2 separate regions of the Homo sapiens genome follow, and region 2 is linked to region 1. Evidence: read pairs that join two places in POLR2A ChIA-PET (ENCODE). Cell type or tissue: IMR-90. All regions are shown on one strand. Links, peaks and the distances in the headings refer to the core of each region. The heading gives the core; the rest is flanking DNA. Region 1 has its middle 34 kb from the start of SOCS5. Region 2 overlaps SOCS5 (suppressor of cytokine signaling 5).

The links. Peaks named below come from ENCODE experiments on the same cell type or tissue, not always from the same donor. Only the 100,000 strongest peaks of a DNase experiment are listed, where the experiment ranks them.
Region 2: POLR2A ChIA-PET joins it to region 1 with 9 read pairs; 3 of 35 experiments call an interaction of 5 or more read pairs at or near these places.

Annotation. Positions count from the first base shown.
Region 1 is chr2:46,663,426-46,666,344 of GRCh38, forward strand. No RefSeq gene overlaps it. Among named protein-coding and RNA genes, the nearest start is that of SOCS5, 34 kb to the right of the region's middle. In IMR-90, for the core only: no CTCF peak of the experiment used is centred there; no DNase peak of the experiment used is centred there.
Region 2 is chr2:46,745,481-46,748,399 of GRCh38, forward strand. The region is part of intron 1 of SOCS5 (suppressor of cytokine signaling 5); the gene reads left to right. Among named protein-coding and RNA genes, the nearest start is that of SOCS5, 48 kb to the left of the region's middle. In IMR-90, for the core only: no CTCF peak of the experiment used is centred there; no DNase peak of the experiment used is centred there; H3K27ac peaks cover 618 bases.

The DNA.
Region 1 (2,919 bases), core at 161-2,660:
CAGAGGCATGTTAAAGCACAGGTTACTGGGTTCCACCCCCAGAGTTTCTGATTCAGTTGGTCTGGGGCAGGGCCCGATCATTTACATTTCCCATATGCTCCCTGGTGACACTGGTGCTGCCAGTCTGAGGATCACATTTTGAAAACCAGTGATTTAATCTAACCTCCTGATTTCAAAAATGAGGAAACTGAAGCCCAAAAGCCCAACAGTTAATGAAAATACATGCTCAGGCACCCACAACTGGTTACTGGCTAAAGCCAGACTAGAACAGGGACTTCTGGACTCCTAATCTGGTGCTTTCTCCACCACATCCGGCTGGTACCTGGCCAGGATGCCAGGGAGTTGCTATTCTAATAATAAACATGTTATCCTTCATGGTTGAAGATTACCATTCCCTGCATGGTTTCTTCTTCCTCTGCCTTCCCTAGTCCAACAGAGCCCGCCCTGCTGGCTCAGGACAGAAATAGCCTAGCCCAGCCCACTCACCCACCAACCAGTGGGGCTTAGAATCAGGTCATGCCCCACAGCCAGGTGCCTAAGCACCTGGTGTCTATGTTACTGTCCAAGGGTTATTGCTGGTAAATGAATTGGAGATCTGAGGCCTTTGTAGTGACTACTGGGTGTGCATATTGGCCCTGAGTTATATATAGCTCTTTCTACATTCTCCATGTTCTCCTGAGGCTTTGACCTTGATGTTGGACATTTCAGCTCATTATTCTGCCTAGCACCTAAATCCTCTGCTGAGGTTAGAGCTCCACTCTGAATGATGATCCCATGATAGGAGACTCTACTGCTGTTGGTCTTCGTTCCTGAACTGGAGTGTCGGTCTATACCCAAACTTGGTTGCTGAGTCCTGCAGCCCACAGGTCAACCGTCCCTGTGGTATCTGCCCACCCAGAGGCTTTCTGAGCTCCGACTCCCTTTCAAATTCCCTGGGCTATGCTCTGCCTGCCAGATTAGAAACCTCAGGCTCAACCTGGTATGAAATCAAAGCTGAGATTGACCTTGAGATGCTTGTCTACCTGTCACTGGCACTTCCAGGGCCAACTTCTGCACTGGATCACTTCCCCAGCCCCACCTCACCCTGGCCACATGCCTTCATCTGCCAGTGAGATCTAGCACAAAGATGTCCTGCAGAGGACAAGTGCTTCAAGTGATTTTTTTCCAGCATGGGGAAGGAGTACACTAACCTGTCTGTTGTAATAGTTTGCAGGTCTCTGTCGATATGGGAGGTGGTCATCTGGAAGGAGACAAAGGGTTGGCTCAATTGTTCTGCATAAATAATTGGTAGATACTGGAGGTAATGGAGAAAATACAACAGAGAATCTTGGAGAAGATTGGAGCAGTTTGAATGATACAGGTGGCTGGAACATAGATGGGGAAAGCAGAATAAAAAATTTGCTATGTGGAATAGCCAGAGGACTTTCGCCGCTCAATTTTAATTTGTCCACTGTAGAACAATATGACCTCCTTATTGCTCCAAATCTTGATACATTTGTATAGCTTTTGTGGTGGTGGCATGTGTTGGGGGGGAAGGTGAAAGAGCAGGGCCATATATAGAAGTGTGGCTTGCTCCACTCACCTCTGCTGAGACCTACGTGTAGCTAGCAGCATTGTAACTTGGTTCTAGGTTGCACTTTGCTAGTTCTAGGTGGTGAACCTGGAGGAGTGAGCAGTGGCTGGAAATGGGGCTGGAAGAGGAAGCAAGGAGAGCTTAATGCAACTGGCAGCTGGCAGATGGGTGACTTGAATAGATGCATGAAACATACACCTAGTTTGCTCTAGTATGTTTGCCAAACATACTAGAGGCTTCAAAGGCAACTCTTAGATGACAGTACTGGATAATTCTGGAATTTATTGTCAGCACACTCTAGCCATTTGAGAGAACTAGCCTGATGTGAGACATAGATTTTCTTTCTTTCTTTCTTTCTTTTTTTTTTTTGAGACGGAGTCTCCCTTTGTCGCCCAGGCAGGAGTGCAGTGGCACAGTCTCGGCTCACTGCAACCTCCGCCTCCCAGGTCCAAGCGATTCTCCTGCTTCAGCCTCCCGAATAGCTGGGATTACCGGCACCCACTACCATGCCCAGGTAATTTTTATATTTTTAGTAGAGACGGGGTTTCACCATGTTGGCCAGGCTGGTCTCAAACTCCTGACCTCAAGTGATCCACCTGCCTCAGCCTCCCAAAGTGCTGGGATTACAGGCATGAGCCACCGCACCCAACCGGTAGATTCTCTTTCATTTAGATCCAATTAACTTGGAATCTGTGCTTCCTTGGTCAGAAGTTTGGGGGAAATAATCTTTTGTCTTGTCTATGAAGAAACAAATCAGAAGTAGAAACAAAGTGAGAGGGAGAAGGTTTAGATTTTGTAAAGGAACAGGTCAGTACTTTTCCCATACTAACAAAGTGTTTATTGCCCTAGAAAAATAATTTGCAATAAATCCATCAATAGTTTACAGGAATGTATGGGTTTTTAAAATGTGAAACCCTCAATCCTTTTTTGAAATTTGGTTTGAGGACAGTTCTAAATTTCTTCCTAACCCCTTTCTCTCCCATAACTTTCATCCCTTTATTTCTCCCAGCCAGGCCTTCCATGGTGTGGAAATGATATGGAAAGTCAGGTTGCCATTTTTTGTAAGGCTCCCCACAGTATCCTGGACGAATTTTCTTTCTCCTTTCCAAATAAGCGTCGATCATTGGACTGAAGTGGATGGTTGAGATGTTGCAGTGGGAATAAAAGGAGGTGGCGAGAACGTTCTTGCCTAAACCATTCCCCTTCCTTTGTTCCCAGCCCAAGGGCTGCTGGACAGTGTCTCTCAGAGTACACCTTGGTCCTTTTCCTGAGAAAGACAAACTTGGAAGTGACTAGCAGGTCTAATTATGCCTCTATGGAATCCAAATGCTGGAAGGAGACAAAGA
Region 2 (2,919 bases), core at 170-2,669, 82 kb after region 1:
GTATTATACATTAGGATTTTTCTTTTATTTAATTGGAGAGGAGTATGATCAGAATTAGTTGTAACTGTTGTGCTATGTTAGACCTTAAATAACTGGATTCCATTTGTGGAATGCTGTGCTTATTTTAAAAATTCTAATATTAAAAGAAAAATCACAGATCTTTGAGGTTAGCTAATTGAGTTGCTTGTAGAGGAAGGACTACCTGGGCTGGCTAGAGACAGAGGGTTGTTTATCCTCTTTAACATTTCCCATGAAAGACTCTGCACAAATCTCTTTCGATTGTTTATTTACCTTTTTAACCATTTGAAATTTAATTTTTTCCTGAGAGTTTCTTTGTCTTGGTCTTTAGAAGGATTGAAGAGCGGCCAGTCAGAATTCCCATTTTTAAAGAAAGGGTCTCTGTATATGTAAAAACAAACATTTGATCACCTTCATTCTCCAGATGGCATAATTCCAACTATATTATCTCAATATTCCTAAATTATAATACCGTTAACTGTTGTTTTGCTGTACTTTTTCTTCCCAGTTTTTAAAGGGTGGAGGAGGTAGCCAGACACGGAGCCCTTTGAGTTTTTTTTTTTTCTCTGATGCTTGAAATCCTGGGATCAATATTATGAAGGATGCTCCAGAAGGGAGTGAGGGTGGAGAAAGGTAGACTGTTTAGGCATCTGATTCATCCATGCAAATGATGAAGACTGAACCTGTTAGGGGGCAGTGGAGATGGAGAAGAGGGATAGGCCCAATATGGTTGTGAAGTAGGCTATAGACTCACATTCTTATTATTCACCACTCCCCAGAGTAAGTACAAAGGCAGTGGTAACTCTAGAATATCTAGCATGTTTTCTCTCCTGCCATTTGAATCTTCTCCTTTGGAGTATAGAAATATTCCATCAGGGCCGGGTGGCTCACGCCTGTAATCCCAGCACTTTGGGAGGCCGAGGTGGGTGGATTACAAGGTCAGGAGATTGAGACCATCCTGGCTAACACGGTGAAAACCCGTCTCTAGTAAAAATACAAAAAATTAGCCAGGCGTGGTGGCGGACATCTGTAGTCCCAGCTACTCGGGAGGCTGAGGCAGGAGAATGGTGTGAACCTGAGAGGTAGAGGTTGCAGTGAGCCGAGATTGCACCACTGCACTCCAGCCTGGGCGACAGAGACTCCATCTCAAAAAAAAAAAAAGATCCCATCAGCCTGTCTCCTTTAAGGTTATATATTTTTGTTACATCTCTTTTAATTTTGGTTTCTACATGTTTGTTGTTAGTACGGTATATAGTTATGTAATTGATCTTTGTGTGTTGATCTTGTATCCTGTGACCCTGCTAAACTCACTTAGTTTACTTTTCTTTCTTTTTTAAGATTCCTTAGGGTTTGCTATGTAGACAATCACATCATCAGAAAATGGAGTTTTATTTTCTCTTTTCCAATTTGCATGACTTTATTTCTTTTTTTTTTTTTTTTTTTTTGCCTTATTGAGCTGGCTGTTGCATCTCTTTTGATCTCTTGTTCTGGCCATCAGTGATTACATATCAAGGTTGCTAGACAGATTTGTTTCTTCTGCCTAGAACAGTTTGCATGGGCTGGTGTTTTCCTTGAGCAAAGATTTTAATTACTGATTCAAAGTCTTTAACGGCTACTGATTTTTAATTTCTTCTTGAGTCAGTTTTGGTAATTTATGTTTTTCTAAAAATCTAGTCATTTCTTCTTAGTTTTTAAATTTATTTGCTTACAGTTGTTCATAGTGGTCTCTTACTTTTTTTTGAGACAGGATTTTGCTCTGTTGGTCAGGCTGGAGTGTGATAGTGCAGTCACAGCTCACTGCAGCCTTTACCTCCTGGGCTCAAGTGATCCTCCCACCTCAGCCTCCAGAGTAACTGGAACCACAGGCGCACACCACCATACCTGGCTAACTTTTGTATATAGAGGCAGGGTTTTGCCTTGTTGCCCAGGCTGGTCTCAAACTCCTGGGCTCAAGCAGTCTGTCTGCCTTGGCCTCCCAAAGTGCTGAGATTACAGGCATGAGCCACTATGCCCGGCTAGTCTCTTTTAAATCTGTTTTATATCTCCATGTGTTCCCTTTTTTATGTCTTGCATAATGTGTCCATGTAGTCTGTGGCCCTGGGCTGTTACACTTTTTAAGGTTTCTTTGTTCTTCTCTTCCTGTGGTCATTGTACTTACACGTAGTACTCCTCTATAACCACATCCCCAACCCTTCTAATTTGCAGTTTCTAAGCTGCTATGCCCTTGGTGTCTAGCAAATAAAGTTTGCTTAAATTGAAGGTCAATTTAGAGTAAATAGGCATAGAGAAAGAGCTTTAAATATTTACATCTGAGAGCTTGAACTTTATCGTCATATTGTCCACATGTGGTACTCAGCAAATGTTAAAATGAATATTTAAAAAATCTTTTCAGATTCTGAGCTTTTGATAGGTTAGGTTTAATTTTAGTTGTTAATAAACTAAAGATTTCTTGATTGTCCTATTTCTAAAAACTAAATTTGTATGTTACATGCTAATTGGTAAAACCAAAACTAAGCTGTATTACTTGGAGTTTCTAGTTGATGATTTTGTTCAACATGCTTCTCTACATTTGTTTTCTTACGTGATTAAAAGTTATCCTTATTTGCCTTTACTTCTCCCGATACCCTTCTCAAATATCCTGCTAAAGACTAATTTTAAGATGTTTCCATTGTCTTTTCTCTTTTCTTTTTCTTTTTTTTTTTTTTTTGACACAGTCTCACTCTGTCACCCAGGCTGGAGTGCAGTGGTACGAACTTGGCTCACTGCAGCCTCAGCCTCCCAGGTTCCAGCAATCCTCCCACCTCAGCCTCATGAGTCGCTGGGACCACAGATGCATGCCACTTGGCCTGGCTAATTTTAGAAAATCTTATTGTAGAGACAGGGTCTGTCTGTTGCTCAGGC